Linked DNA regions of Homo sapiens: all the other regions are linked to region 3. The links are chromatin loops, found by intact Hi-C in ENCODE. Cell type or tissue: HepG2. All regions are shown on one strand. Region 1 holds the start of AMELY (amelogenin Y-linked). Region 2 overlaps TBL1Y (transducin beta like 1 Y-linked). Region 3 overlaps TBL1Y (transducin beta like 1 Y-linked).

What was found. Hi-C counts contacts between places; a loop is a spot of excess contacts. Peaks named below come from ENCODE experiments on the same cell type or tissue, not always from the same donor. Only the 100,000 strongest peaks of a DNase experiment are listed, where the experiment ranks them.
Region 1: a loop joins it to region 3, with 34 times the contacts of the local background. A loop is called at or near these places in 1 of 110 quality-filtered maps.
Region 2: a loop joins it to region 3, with 14 times the contacts of the local background. A loop is called at or near these places in 1 of 110 quality-filtered maps.

Annotation. Positions count from the first base shown.
Region 1 is chrY:6,907,360-6,912,359 of GRCh38, forward strand. AMELY (amelogenin Y-linked) reads right to left here and starts at 4,393. Exons shown (of 7, transcript NM_001143.2): 1 at 4,314-4,393. TBL1Y (transducin beta like 1 Y-linked) reads left to right here and starts at 3,338. Exons shown (of 19, transcript NM_033284.2): 1 at 3,338-3,623; 2 at 4,729-4,813. In HepG2, no CTCF peak of the experiment used is centred here; a DNase peak (open chromatin) is centred at 1,992; H3K4me3 peaks cover 3,187 bases.
Region 2 is chrY:7,077,984-7,082,983 of GRCh38, forward strand. It overlaps TBL1Y (transducin beta like 1 Y-linked), which reads left to right. Exons shown (of 19, transcript NM_033284.2): 14 at 2,749-2,870. Among named protein-coding and RNA genes, the nearest start is that of AMELY, 170 kb to the left of the region's middle. In HepG2, no CTCF peak of the experiment used is centred here; a DNase peak (open chromatin) is centred at 2,768.
Region 3 is chrY:6,995,066-7,000,065 of GRCh38, forward strand. It overlaps TBL1Y (transducin beta like 1 Y-linked), which reads left to right. Exons shown (of 19, transcript NM_033284.2): 4 at 739-833. Among named protein-coding and RNA genes, the nearest start is that of AMELY, 86 kb to the left of the region's middle. In HepG2, no CTCF peak of the experiment used is centred here; DNase peaks (open chromatin) are centred at 1,066 and 2,656.

The DNA.
Region 1 (5,000 bases), 88 kb before region 3:
AAGTGAGAGACTCTGTCTCCAAAAAAAAAAAAGTAATTGCCGAACCCAAGGTTGTCTAGGTTTTCTCCTATGTTATCTTCTGGGAGTTTTTATAGTTTTGTCTTTTACATTTAGGGCTATTGTCTATTTTATTTTTTGTGAAAGGTATAAAGTCTATGTCTAGAGTTTTGTTTTTTGTTTTTTTTTTTTGCATATGATGTCCTGTTGTTCCAGCACCGTGAGTTAAAAAGAATGAACTGCCTTTGCTCCTTGCTCAAAGATTAGTTGAGGTGGGGTGCTATGGCTCAAGCCTCTAATCACAGCAATTTGGGAATGTGAGGCAGACAGTTTGACACAGTCTGGGGTAACATGGTGAGATCTCAACTCTACAAAAAATGCAAAACACTTAGGCATGCTGGTGCTCGCCTGTAGACTCAGCTACCTGGCAGACTGAGGTAGGAGGCTGTAGTGAGCTGAGACCACACCACTGCATTCCAGACTTTTTGTGGATTCCTACTGCCTTTTTTTTTTTAAGATGTTGTCTTGTTCTGTAGCCCAGGCTGGTGGCCTGATCTCTCACTGCAATCTCCACCTCCCAGGATCAAGCTATCCTCCTGTCTCAGCCTCCTGAGCAGCTGGGATTACAGGTGCAAGTCACCACGCCCAACTAATTTTGTATTTTAAGTGGAGACGGGGTTTCACCGTATTGATTAGGCTGGTTTCAAACTCCTGACCTCAGGTGATCCACCCACCTGGGCCTCCCAAAGTGCTGGAATTACAGGCATGAGCCACTGCACCCAGCCCCTACTGGCTTTTAATTTGAATTCTGGATACTCAGCCTGCATGATTGCTCATGCCTGTAATTCCACCACTTTAGGAGGCCAAGGAGGGCAGGTCACTTGAGGTCAGTAGTTTGAGACTAGCCTGGCCAACATGGTGAAACCCGTTCTCCACTAAAAACACAAAAATTAGCCAGGTGTGGTGCTGCATGCCTGTAACACCAGCTACCCAGGAGGCTGAGGCAGGAGAATCACTTGAATCCGGGAGACGGAGGTTGTAGTGAGCCGAGATAGTGCCACTGCACTGCTGCCTGGGAGACAAAGGGAAAGTCAGTCTCCAAAAAAAAAAAAAAAAAAAAAAAAAAAATTTCCAGGTACTGTTGGTGACATTTGTTGCAAACAGATTTGTTTTTCCCCTGCCTCCAATTAGTAAGTGAAAATAACTGGAACACACACACACACACACAGAAAATAACGGGAACACACATCTCTAGTGCAGTGGGTATCTGTGGAAATTATTGTGGCTCGCTTTGTCAGAATGCACTAGCTCCTTCCAACTTTATTTTCTTGTTTTCTCCCACCTGGTAGGACTGCACATTTGAAAAATTCGAAGCATTAAATAACACAGTCTATCACTTATCTACCGCCCACCTAACATTTCAGAAAGAGGAATTTTGGTGATTGCATGATAAATAGAGGAGTTCTGTCTTCCTGCCTTAGTGTTACAGTGTCCTTTGGTGTTCTATAAGCCTATGATAAAAGCTATTGACTATAAGGGCAGTAAACCCGGTGGGATACAGGCAGGATGGATTCTGAGCTGTTTTGCAGTTAGCTACAGAAGATCAGCTGCAAAACTTGGCTACCCTGTGCTCCCGTTTTAGAGTGAGGATTTCCATCACTTTCTCCTACTTTAAAAGATTGACATCTGCCAAGTAATTAGAACATACAAAGAGGTCTTTTAACCAAGTTCAGTTTGGAATTTCCAAGCGCTAAGCAGGGGTGGCAGGCTAGGAGGACGGTTTGGCTGTGCAGCTACTTGAGAGGGTGCGGTAGCCGAGGGCTGCGTCCTTGTTAAGTCCAGAGCTGTAAAGACTTCTACTCTTTACTTTCCAAAACTGAACGAGCAAGGCTATAGAAGAATCAATTAACCGCAAAGTGACCCTACAGGCGGAAAAAATACAGCGCTTCCACCAGAAGGCGGTGGGGGAAGGGAAGCACGTGTAGCCAGGGTAGGGTTGCATCATGAGCTCGCTTGGGTTTTCTCTTGCACCCTTCGTTTTTCGATTGCATGCAATACCTCAGCATCAGTTTACACAAGCCCAGGGAGTCCGGGAGCAATGAAGGGCAGGCTCAGTGGAAGGTCCCAAGTCTGTCTGGAGACCTTTGAATGGCAGCTGATAAGACATAATAAGACACAATCTGTTCTGCTGATTCACAATTATGGAGACTGTGTATGTGTATTTTTTTATCGATGTGCTCTAATGATGGTGTAGCAACCGTGATTTCATATCATTGATGTTTTTACAGCAATATTTCGCAGGGTAATTTTCAGGTCTGCTTTTTTGTTGGAGGATCGACCCCTTAAAAATTCATCTCGGGTTCCCGTCCCCCCACAACCTGAGCTTTTTTGTTGGAGGATCGACCCCTTAAAAATTCATCTCGGGTTCCCGTCCCCCCACAACCTGAGCGTCTAACGCGGGAGGAGGAGCAAGTGAGGTTATAAATTGCTGAGTGTACTGGGATCTTAGCACAAAGCTCATCATATACTAAAAGGAGGGGCAAACTTATTTAAAAATATTCAACACGGCAGGCCTCAGAGGTGCTGGGGAGGGGGAGTGGAAATCTGTTTAACTGAATTAAGGCCGCGCGCGAAGGGAGGAAGGAGCGCTGGGGACTTGAGTACACCAGGGCCCGTCCGTGTAAGCACTGGCAACGCAAAGCACCTTACAAACGCCCGAGGTCTGAAGCCTGGGAGTGGCGGTGGAGGTGAGTCTCCCAGCCTCCTCTTCAGTTCCTACACCCCAGCTCCTGGCTTTTACGCCAGTTTGTCCCTAAGAATTTCTGGCTCTTTTTCTGGGAGGTGTTTTGCAAAGGGGGGAGCCTCTGCCTGTCCCCTTTTTCGAGATGGGAAATGACAACTGGGGTGTCTTCTAAGACGATTTTGACGGAGATACACCCTCGGACAGGTGACGGGAGTTCCGTGGGGGCAGAGGGCGGCTTCCTTTTTCGGTTGGGGGAAGGCAACAGTCTAGCAGTGGCCCAGGTTCCCCTCGCCCACCCTCGGCATAGGGGAGGGGCCGGTTCGCAGTTCCCCACCCTCCTTAGGGGAAGGGCTGGTTCCGGATCTAAACCACTGGGGCGCTGGAGCTGGGGCTGGTGGGAGGCGGGTTTCCCTCAGCTGGCTGTTGGGGAGGGGCGGGCCGCGGCGAGTGGGTGCCCTCTCGCTCTCAGTCCTCCCGGTCCGCGTTTGCATGCTAGCGGCCGCTCCCAGTGGTGGTCACCGCCAGTGCCAATCCCTTGCGCCGCCGTGCAGTCCCGCCCTCTGTCGCTGCAGCCGCCGCGCCCGCTCCAGTGCCCCCAATTCGCGCTCGGGAGTGAGGAGCCGCCAACACCCCAGCTCCGCTGCTGCCGCCACCGCAGTGCTCTCTAGTCGCCATTGGTTACCTAAACTTTCCAGTACCCGCGACCTTTCCGGGACTCCGCGGCGGCGGGGCAGAGGCGGCCCAGGGGCGGCACGCGGCTGCTCCGGTGCGCCGGGCTCTTTTCGGCCGCCGCACGGCCGGGCCTCACAGGCTGCCCTCCTGAGAGAGGCTCAGAACACGGCCAGGTACGCGCCGCCGCCACAGTTGCGCTGCTAGCGACGAGGTGAGTGCTAGGTGTTTGGTGGGCCGGGCGCGGGGTCCGCAAACTTTTGCGTACGGCGCTGACTCCCTGCGGTCCTGCCGGCGGCTCCGGCCGTCCAGACGCTCCGCTCGCCACGAACTCCTGGAGACGCAGGGCCCCAGCTGTTACCGCAGCACTTGGACTAGGGTGCGGAGCGCTCCCTGGACTCAACAATACCGGGAGGTTTCCGCTCCCCCAAAGTGCGTGCGCGCCGTGTGGGGAGTGTACGGAGGTTGGCGGGAGACGCTCCTTTGGGGAAGGGGGAGGCGGCTGCTAAGTTTAGGAAAGTACTCGGTTTCTTCCTGGTGCCCCTTTGTTTGCCGCTCTTGGGATCTGCTGGGCCCAGCGCCACTGCTGGTGGGCGGAAGGGGCAGGTGGCGGGATTTTTCACGCCCCGGTGGAGGGGAGTCCCTTTCATCCACGGGACTCGGGCCGGCCTGCCCCGACCTGGGTGGAAGCGCAGTCGCGCAGAGCGGGGCGACCGGCTGGCTAGGCGGCTCGGGCCCGCGGCGTCTGCTCAGTTTCTGAGTCGCAAAACCGTCAAGGAATTCGGAAGCTCCCCTCCCCCGCCCATCTCTCTGGCCCCAGCGCGCAGTCAAGTCTGGGGGCAACCCCCCCCGCGCCCCCGGTCTGTTTGGGGTCTGCAGAGCGGCGCCAGGGTAAAGCGCAGACCTGTTGATCCTAGGTTCTGGCGGGTCGGGGTCTGGCAGATCCTGGGTCCGGCCTTGCTTCCCAGTGGTACCTTCTCTCACGGAGGGGGCGGGGCCGTCCGCTTTCGGGAGTCAGTGATCGCCGGATATGTGACAACTGTGGGTCGTTGGAGTCCCGCCGGCGCTGGGCTAGGGCCTGGACTTCACGTACATCGACTGTGCGTGGTCATGCCGGAGGCAGGGGCTCACTCATTGCACCGACCTCATGTTGCTGTAGCAAGCTAAGTGCGTCGAAAATTCCACAAAGTTAGGGACCGATGTGATTATTTTCGAATCGGTGGTGTTCTGGAGCAAAACCTAGTAAGAAACAAAATCCCACCCTCTGTTTTATTTGCAACTGTTTTGCATGGTCATGAGTGGCTTGACCTGCCTTCTAGGTGTTTTCCTCTGCTGGCACGCCAGAATCCCTGGTTCAGCCTGGAAGGCGAGGGGCAGGACTCCCCAGACAGTGGCCTCAGTGTGGTAAGTGGCTCTTGACAATTTTATGAAAAATTTAGAAGTCCTTCCTAGAAAAGGTGCAATTAGGAAAAATAAAATACAGGAAAATGTTGAGTATGATGCATTTATTTTAAAGAGTAATCATGTCTCACATATGCTACAGATTTTTGTGGAAAGCCGCCGAGCTGGGTAACTGACACAACAAAAGTTG
Region 2 (5,000 bases), 83 kb after region 3:
ACACAGCAAGACCCTGTCTCTGCCAAAAACCATTGTTTTTAAATGAGCCAGGCATGGTGGCTCACACTAGCAGCCTAGCTACTCTGGAGGCTGAGGTGGGAAGATCAAGTGAACCCAAGAGTTCAAGGCTCTAGTGAGCTATGATTGTGCCACTGCACTCCAGCGTGGATGACAGAGCAAGACCACATCTGCAAAGGAAAAAAAAAAGACACATAAGATGGGCTTCTGTATTGGTCAGTTGTTGAGGACATTGTGGCCAGAGCCTAGCAGAAGTTAACCCTCTATTTTCCCTAGAAGCAATTCTTCAGTGTTGGCTAATTCAGTGTTTGCAGCTAGCTTGGGAAATATAACTTGGCAAACAACAGAATGGACCATACTATTTAGGAAAACCAATGAGAGTTCTTGGTTGGGCATTCTTGTAGAATTGCCATAACCCCACCTTCTCTCCTGGTACATCATGGAGCCCACTCAGTAGCTAAAAGTAATTTCCACTGGCTTGTGTGGGAAGCACAGGGATAGAAGAGCTGGTCAGATGTTGATGGGTAGCCCTCAAAACCCAGAGCTCCCTGCTCCTTAAGGCATTACCCTCTTTAATTAGCATGAACCCTAGGAAGGGAGAGCCTTTCTCTGCATTTTACATGTAATTGAACACAGTACTTTTCACATCCCTAAGTTAGTCCCTTTGATAATCAGGGTTTTGTGCACACAGCTGGGTTCAGAGGTCCTCTACATATGAAAAGTCTCATGATGATCCTTAATAAGAGAGTGGGTTGCTCAGAGTCTTCAGGGGAAAAGAGGAGATTGTTTGAGAAGGCACCTCTTCCCCTGTGTCCTCCCATCTTGGCATCCCATGGCCTTTTTTCTTGCTTATCAGTTCTCTGTCATGAGGTGGGAGTGAGTCTAGGGAGTGCTTTGCTGGCATGGCCCCTGCAGTGGAGAGAGGCCAGGGATCTGAGCACAGCATGCCTGCTGGCCCCTAGGAATGCCAGTGATCCCTGCTGCCAGTGAGCATCTGAGAGGAAGGGAAATAGCCACTCACAGCCACAGCTTCTCACCCCCACCACTCTCTGCTAGAGGATAGGAGTGAGCAGTTGAAATCACAGTTCCCCAGACTCAAAAAAGGATGAGAGTGCAGGGTTGCACCTGCTATGGGAACTTCCACACCCCCAGCTCATTCCATGTCTTGGGCACTTTGCTGATCTCCTGAGATGCTTCATCTTGCTCATTTCCCCCCTTGTCTGGGACAACTTGCAACATCTGCGTCTGCAGCTGAGACTCCAGGAAGCCATTGACCTGCAGCTGCATGTCAGTAATGGGGCAGAATGAGGAATGAGGCCCAGTTGCTAGGACTTCAGTGCCCTTGCTGTCACCCATATTTCCAGTGCCTCTCAGGACATGGTCCAGCATTGTGAAGTCAGACCTTCTGAGGACAGAACCAGAGCCTGGCTTTTAACTAGGGCCCTGGACATTTTGGTGCATTGGGAAGTTGCCAGATTTCTAGTTTCCATCCTAGGAAAGAAACCAGAAGGGAGAGAACAAGACCCACAGCTGTAATTATACAACGGGAGTTCAGCTTTACGTTGTTCTGAACCACCTGGACCTGAGAAAGGCTCAAAGTCAGGGAGAGTGTTGGTCACAGGCCCTGAGGCATATGTCCTATTTCATCCCCAAAGGGTTTCTTGTTGACTGTAATTATCTCCCAGTCAGTGGGATGCATTAATGGATTTCAGGAGGCTTTTTTTTTACATATATTGAGGTATCTTGAAAATAGGGCAAGAAATTCTTCCTCTCCTTTTTTCTCCTTTCTGTCTGAAGTAGAATCAAATTAGCTCATTGCAGTGATACTGCTGGAAGCAGCCAGGTGCAGAGTAGGCAGGGCAGCTCTCTCACCTGCCCTTCTTATCTGTGCCATGGGAGCAGGAGATTCTGCAGGCCCTGGGGCACAGGAAATGTCATGAAGCCTTTTTTCTAGGACATCTTGTCATCCCTGCCAACATGGCAGGAGAGGGTCTTTAAGGTCTTGAAAGGAAGGAAGGAAGGAAACTGTGATCACACACGGGACTGTTTGTTTTTTTTTTTTTTTTTTTTTTTTTTTTTTTGGTGTTTTTTTGAGACAGGATTCTTGCTCTGTGGCCAGTCTGGAGTGCAGTGGTCCAATCTTGGCTCACTGCATCTCCATCTCCTGGGTTCAAGCCATTCTCCTGCCTCCATCTCTCAAGTAACTGGGACTACAGGCGTGTGCCACCACACCTGGCTAATTTTTGTATTTTTTAGTAGAAACTGGATTTCACCATGTTGGCCAGGATGGTCTTGATCTCAACCTCATGAACCTCCCACTTCGGCCTTCCAAAATGCTGGGCTTATAGGCATGAGAGGCCAAGGCCGGAGGATTGCTTGAGTTGAACACTAGCTTGGACCATGTAGGGAGACCCCATCTCTACAGAAAATTTTAAAATTAGCTTAGTGTGGTGGCATACACCTGTAGTCCCAGCTACTCGGGAGGCTGAGGCGGGAGGATTCCTTGAGGTTGGGACACTGAGGTGGGAGGACCTCTTGAGCCCAGGAATTTGAGGCTGCCATGAGCCGTTAAGCCACTGCACTCCAGCCTGGGTGACAGAGCAGGCCCTGTCTCTAGAATAAATAAATAAGTAAACTAAAGAGGCTTCTTGACTCTGCTGTTCATTGTTGTAAATCCATAGAGCTATGCACACAGTGAATAACTGCAGATGTCCTCCCTCCCTGCTGCAGCCCCCGCCCTTGATGTGGACTGGCAGAACAACATGACCTTTGCCTCCTGTAGCACAGACATGTGTATCCATGTGTGCAGGCTCGGCTGTGACCACCCAGTCAAAACCTTCCAGGGACACACAGTAAGTGAGAGCTCTTGTCACTGGTCTCGAGTTCATGAGAAGGTGATGTGGGAGCCAATTCTTGTATGCCTAGAATTAAAATATACTGCAGCAGCAGACCATTTCTTCTGCAGCCCTTGGCTGCTTGAGCTATAGTGGCCAATTCAGGTGGATGGATTCAACCACTTTGGGGTGTGCGTTGAGAACATTTGACCTGGAAATGGTGTAGTTGGTGGACTTGGCATCAAAGCCTATAAGGTAGCTATGAGAAAAACATAGGGCACATAAAGGAAGGGATGTTCACAATAAATGAATAGATGGGGCACATCTGCAATGAATGGAAAAAAATACGTCATTAAAAATCAAGGCTAGGAACAGTGGCTCACACCTATAATCCCAGTACTTTGGGAGGCTGAGGCCAGATAATTGCTCGAGGCCAGATAATTGCTTGAGTTCAAGTCCAGCCTGGGCAATACAACAAAACCCTGTCTCTGCAAAACAAATTTTAAAAATAAGCTAGGTGTGGTGGTGTGCACCTGTTGTCTCAGCCCAGGAGGTTGAGGCTGCAGTGACTGCGATCACACCACTGTACTCCAGCCTAGGCAACAGAGTGAGATCTGTTTAAATTAATTTTTTAAAAAAGGAAATTTGAGAACTGAGAAGTATAATGTCGCAATTGAAAATCTTAGTAGGTGGGTGTATTGGGCTGTTCTTGTATTGCTATAAACAAATACCTGTGACTGGGTAATTTATAAGATATTTAATTGTCTTAAAGTTTTGCACCTGTATAGAAAGCATCTGCTTCTGGGGAGGACTCAGGAAGCTTACAACCATGACAGAAGGTAAAAGGTGAGCAGGTGTCTCACGTGGCCAAAGTAGGAGCAAAAGAGAGGGGCTGTGGAGTATTACACACATTTAAACCACCATATCTCGTAAGAACTCACTCTCATGAACACAGCACCAAGCCATGAGGGATCTGCCCTCTTGATCCAAACACCTCCCACCAGGGCCCACCTCCAGCATTGGGATTACAATTCAACCTGAGATTTGGGTGGGGAAAAATATCCATCTTCATCAGTGGGTTTACTAGCAGGTTGAAGACTGCAGAAGTAAAGTTAGAGATCACAGAAATTTGCCAGTTTGAAGAACACATAAAAGACTGAAAAATGAATAGGGGCTTACGGGCCTGTGGGACAATATCAGGCAGCCTAAAGATGTGTGCATAATGGGGAAAGAAGAAAGAATGAAACAGGAAAATCATTTGAGGCAATAATGGCCAATTTTTTCTAAATTTGTTGGAAAACATCATTTAATTTGAGAAGCTCAGGAAATCTCAAGCAGAATAAATATGAACAGAACCACACCTACCCACCTAGGCATATGGTTATCAAACATCAAATTTAATGACAAAGAAAATCCTAAAAGCAAGCAAAGACTGAAAAAGGTCCTGTTGTATACCAAGGAACAACAATATGAATAGCAGCCAACTTAACAAATTCCTTACTGTGGGCTCTGAGGCTCTTTCTGGTCTTTTCATCAGATATCTCTCAAATTCTCCAATTGTTATGATCTCTTACCTTACTTCTGCAATCGCCGGTATACCATTAAACACATTTATTAGTCTCAGCCTCCTGGGCTAGTGTCCAAAACACCCTGTGCCTCTGTCTTCCTAAAGACATGTGCAGCCAAGCACCTCAACCCATGCTAAGGCCTTCCTGGAACAGTCCCTGACTTAGACTCCCACAGCAGCCCTCAGTCTGATACAGACTCTTCTCCATCCTCCAGGCCCATTTACATGTCCTGTGCACACCCCTGGGATAATTCATGGCACCTCCTGAGCTCTCATTGCCCATGTGAATACCACAGCCCTGACAGTGGCTGTTGGCCTGTGTGCCTGTCTCTCCCAGAAAATGCAGAGCACATCAACAGTGATCCCAGGAGGGCCCATGGCGTCTTGCCTTTCTCTCACCAGCATCCAGAATATCTTTCCTTGCTAGGAGCTGGGGGATCCCCTGTTAAAGCAGGAGAGGACGATCGCGTTCCTGGAGATTTGCCATCATGTCACTAACTTAACTGATGTAAATTCCATTTTTCTCTTTCCCCTAGTGCCCATCTCACCCCACCCCTGGGCCAAGGTTCCCCACCCCAAAG
Region 3 (5,000 bases):
TGTGGGCCATCTCTGGCCTCGGTGGGCATGTGACCTCCCTGAGTGTCTCTGTCTTCTTGCAAGGATACCAGTCATGGTAGATTATGGTCCTACCCTGCTGCAGTGTGTCCTCCTCTTACTTTAACTTACTGCATCTCCAGTGATCCTTTTTGCAAATGAGGTTCTGAGGTGCTGCAGATTAGGACTCCAGCATGTCATTTTTGTGGACCCAGGTCACCCCATTACAGTAGTTATGTCCCACCCCATCCCATACCACCCTTCTGCCAATTCCCCTGGTGTACTTCAAGCTGGTTACGTGACCATACATGACCCAGGCCCACTGGCCATTAGACACTTTGGCAGGGTGGCTGAAGGAATTCTTTGTGCTGAGTAAAATGAATATGTAACAAGGCAGTACTCTGAGGGTAGTGTTGTGTGAAAGGGCAATATAGAATCATGGGTCCTGATAAACAGAAGCCTGTTTAGCAGCAAGGTCAAAAGCCAGATGCAGAAGTAGAAATTAACTGGGTAGACTTAAAATTTATTTTTTTTAATTTTGAGACGGTGTTTCGCTCTTGTTGCCCAGGCTGGAGTGCAGTAGTGCAATCTCAGTTCACTGCAACCTCTGCCTCCCAGGTTCAAGTGATTCTCCTGCCTCAGCCTCCCAAGTAGTTGGGGTTACAGCCGTGTGCTACCACTCCTGGCTAATTCAGGGTAGACTTTTTATTTCACCTTTTTTTTTTTTTTTTTTTTTGCCAGGGGAATGCCAGCTGTTCTCTTAACAGAAGGGCAGTTTTTGAAGAAATGAAGCAGGACTTGATGTGGATTGTCATAAACTGTTTCTCCCTAAAGAGGTAACTTCTCATGTTTGCTGGTTCACAGGTGTAGGGAGATGTCTTTGATGTGTAGATGTCTGAGTTTGCAGCTCAGGGTAGCTTTGGGTCTGGGACCCTGCTATTGACCAACCACTTGGTGTGCGTGGGCTGTTTTTCCATGTGATGGGACAGGGGAATGCTGTGTACATGGCCGCTGTTCCACTTGGAATGTTGGCTGAGCGCTGCTGGCCTGTGTCCCTGGAATCCTCTCTGATTCAGCCATCAAACATTAACTGAGAGGTCACAGCCACCAGCAGAGCTTCTGAACCTGGCCCTGTTCTGGCCAGAGGGTCAGGAAGAGAAGACGTTTTGCCCTTGCATTTTCTGTGTCTGGAATCAAAGGTTTTTTCCACTGAGTCTTGTGTGGTTTTCTTAGAAAGAAATGCTCTCCTGGGAGAGTCTTGGGTGCCAAGTGAAACATCTTTCAAGACCTGTGGCTTTTTTCAGGGAAATGTTAAACCAAGCAAATGTCTGCTAAGAAGAGTTCTGTATTTGAAAGTTCTTGCCGGGCATGGTGGCTCACGCCTGTAATCCCAGCGCTTTGGGAGGCCGAGACAGGTGTATCACCTGAGGTCAGGAGTTCGAAACCAGCCTGACCAACATGGAGAAACCCCGTCTCTACTAAAAATACAAAATTAGCTGGGCATTGTGGTGTGTGCCTGTAGTCTCAGCTACTTGGGAAGCTGAGGCAGGAGAATCACTTGAACCCAGGAGGCGGAGGTTGCAGTGAGCTGAGATCACACCACTGCACTCCAGCCTGGGCAACAAGAGGGAAACTCCATCTCAGAAACTTTTAAAAAAGAAAATTCTCAGTGTTAGGTGAAGGCTTGACCCTGGAATTTTCTCTCTTGGTGGTGGTGGCATCACATGATAAACAGGTGACCTGACTCAGGGCCCTGCAGGATCAGCTTCCAGTGGCAGTTGTGAAGGTAGGGATATGATTTCACATTCTCATTGGAACCCACACAGAAGATTCAGCTGCTTTTAGAGTATCTGTCAGTTCCATCCATCCTGGGTACGATGTCACACTCATAAACAAACTACACAGAAACTGGAATTTCACTTTGGAGGAAAAAAATTTAAATTCTGTTAGATAAGGTAAATACCAGTAGTTTAAAGCCACAAAGGATGTCTTTCTTTCAGGTAAAGCTACTCTTCTGTGCTCATACAATATGATAGAACAGCTGCTTACATTTTTTATGTCAAGAATTTCAGACCAGGTGTGGTGGCTCACACGTAGAATCCCAACACTTTGGGAGGCCAGGGCAGGTGGATCACTTGAGGCCAGGAGTTTGAGACCAGCCTGGCCAACATGGTGAAAGCATATTTCTACTAAAAATACAGTAATTAGCTGGTTGTGGTGGCAGGTGCCTGTAATCGCAGCTACTTGGGAGGCTGAGGCAGGAGGATTGCTTGAACCTGGGAGGCTTGAACCTTGCAACGAGTCAAGATTTTGCCACTGCACTCCAGCCTGGGTGACAGAGCAAGACGCGATCACCAAAAAAAAAAGGAATTTGCTAAAATAAATCGGAGAAGGTTAGGATTTACCTCATTGTAAGTCAAGAACTTTAGGCAGGGGCTTTTCTTCTAAGAAAAAATGTCATTTATTCCATTTAGACATGTAAATGCTTAGGTGAGCAGAACAAATTATTCTCTGGAGATTTAGAAAAAAAATCAGTCTGGTTTCTATGGCTGCATGAATCTGGAAGGTAAATTATTAACCCACTAGACTAAAATTTAACTAAAGACTACCTTATGGTGGCAGTCTGTTCAATAGGGCTTTTGTTAGCATGCTTGCATGAAGGCAGACAACTCAAACAATTATTGGCTTGGATGGGGAGCAAATGCATTGGGTTAGTTTCTGTGACATGTGTTCTCATTTCTACCAGTGTACTCCAGTTTCAGCCCCTGTATCAGTTATCTATTGATTGCTGTGTAACAAATAACCCCAAACTCAGCAGGTGAAAACTACAAACACTGATGATCTCACACATGTTCTGAGAATCAGGAATCCAGGTACAGCTTAGCCAAGTGGTTCTGGCTCAGGGTCTGTCACAAGGTTGCAGCCTGTGCTGCAGCCTCTGAGACCTCGTGTGGGGCTAGAGGATCAATTCTAAGCTCAGTAAGGGTGTCACAGCAGCAGAAGTGATGCAGCATCATGTGCAGCAATTCCGTTCGTCTCAGGGACCAACCTGATAAATATGGCACAGGCCGGTACTGGAATGTAAATGCCAAAAGCCGGAGCTCATGTGTGCCATTTGAGAAGCTGCCTATCGCGTTCCTGTTTATCTTTTGCATGCATAAATTGGGACCTTGGTTAGAGAATAGCTCCTGTTGAGTCCGTAGTCATCCATCAGAAAATGCTAGGAAAAGTAGTTGTTGATTTAGCCACATTCATGCCCTCTCTTTGGAGCCATCAGAGCCCACAAATGGAGACTCTCCTTTAACAACTTAGCAGTCAGTTCATTAGAAAGTATTATTTCTCTAACCTGGGCAATATATTGAGACTCTGTCTCTACAAAAAAATAGAAATTAGCCAGGCGTGATAGTGTATTGCTGTAATTCCTGGAACTAAGGAGGCTGAGTTGGGAGGATCACTTGAGGCTTCAGTGAGTCATGATCACATCGGTGCATTCCAGCCTGGATGACAGAGCAAGACTATCCCAAAAATTAAAAAAAAAAAAATGAATGAATGAATGAATCACATACCTATTTTTTACTCTTAATTGTATTCTTGCACAGAAAAATAGTTTTGCCTCCAATCAAATCCATACAGTTACTGAGCCCCTAATGGTCGAACCTCCTCAGTTCCCACCTACACCATAAATTAGTATTAATCTTCTAGGTAATTTCACAACCACTGCTGCATCTCTGTGCTCCTTCTGCCTCAAGACATGTAGGAAATGTTGGCATTTCCCTTTCAAAAGAACGAAACAATTGAATAACCTTCTTTACAGTCCTTTGTGCACAATTAACTTAAAAAGTTAATGAGAATATTTTTCTCCAAACACGTTCACAAAGTTTACATTTTCCCTTTTACTCATGATGTCAGTCCCTTTGTTGGTCTTGGCTCTCACAGCACTAAGATCATTCATCCATTTGTTCATTGGGCAGATGTTTATTGAATACCTATGGGTCCAAGGCACTGGTCCCAGAAGACAAGGCCATGAGGACAGAGCACAGTACTAAGGGCAAACAATTTTCTCAACAGTGATTTGAGGCCCATGAGATTTGAACAAATGAGCCTCCTGAGAGCAAGTTCTGGACACTCAGCCTGCCTTAGTGGACATATTGCAGGTTCCTAAGATTTTAGAGTTGGGAGGGAATCTTTGAGATTCGCTTGTAGCCCTTACATGTTCTAGACACGGCAGATGTCCAGTGAGGAGGTGGCTTCCTCTAGTGGAGAGCTGAAGGTGGGATGAGGCAGTGTTGGTTTTGGCACCACGTCACCTAGGCACTTCTGTTACCTGGAAACAAGGCAGAGCTTTGCTTTGGCATGCAGCTTGGTGGTACCAGCATGTTTTTGTCTTCACAGTGACATGACCGTGGCTCTGAGACCTGAGGCTTAGATGGCAGCCCCACTTCCGGCTTTAATTTTTCCCTGGAGAGTTCTCACCTTCCCTGCTTTCCAAGCCTACCTGAGATGGGCAACCAAAATTTCCCAAGGCAGGAAATAGTTGAAAATAGAAGTAGAATATGAAAGAGGATGGCTTTCATTTGTTTTTTTTTTTTTTTTTTCCTTTTCTTCTCTCTCTGACTCTGTGTTTTTCTTTCCTCATCACTCACAAATAGCATCTACTTATTCAAGCCTTTCCTTCCCTTCTTCTCTTCCTCCCTCCTTCCCTTCTTTCCTTCCTTTCTTACCCCCTCCCCTCCCCTCCCTTCCCCTCCTCTCCTCTCCCCCGTCTTCTCTCCTCCCTTCCTTTTCTTCCTTACTGCCATCGTCTTTTCTCCCTGCCTCCCTTCATGAATCATTTTCCTGGCCAATTCAATCGACTGAGAAAATCCTTGGAGAAATGGCCATATTTCTTTAACACTGGGTTCCTTTCAGGGCTCAAGATTCCATTTTTTTTCTCAGTATTTTCTCCTACAGAATAGGAGTCTTCTTCATGCTACAATGTGCACTGTGTACAGAAACTGTGAATA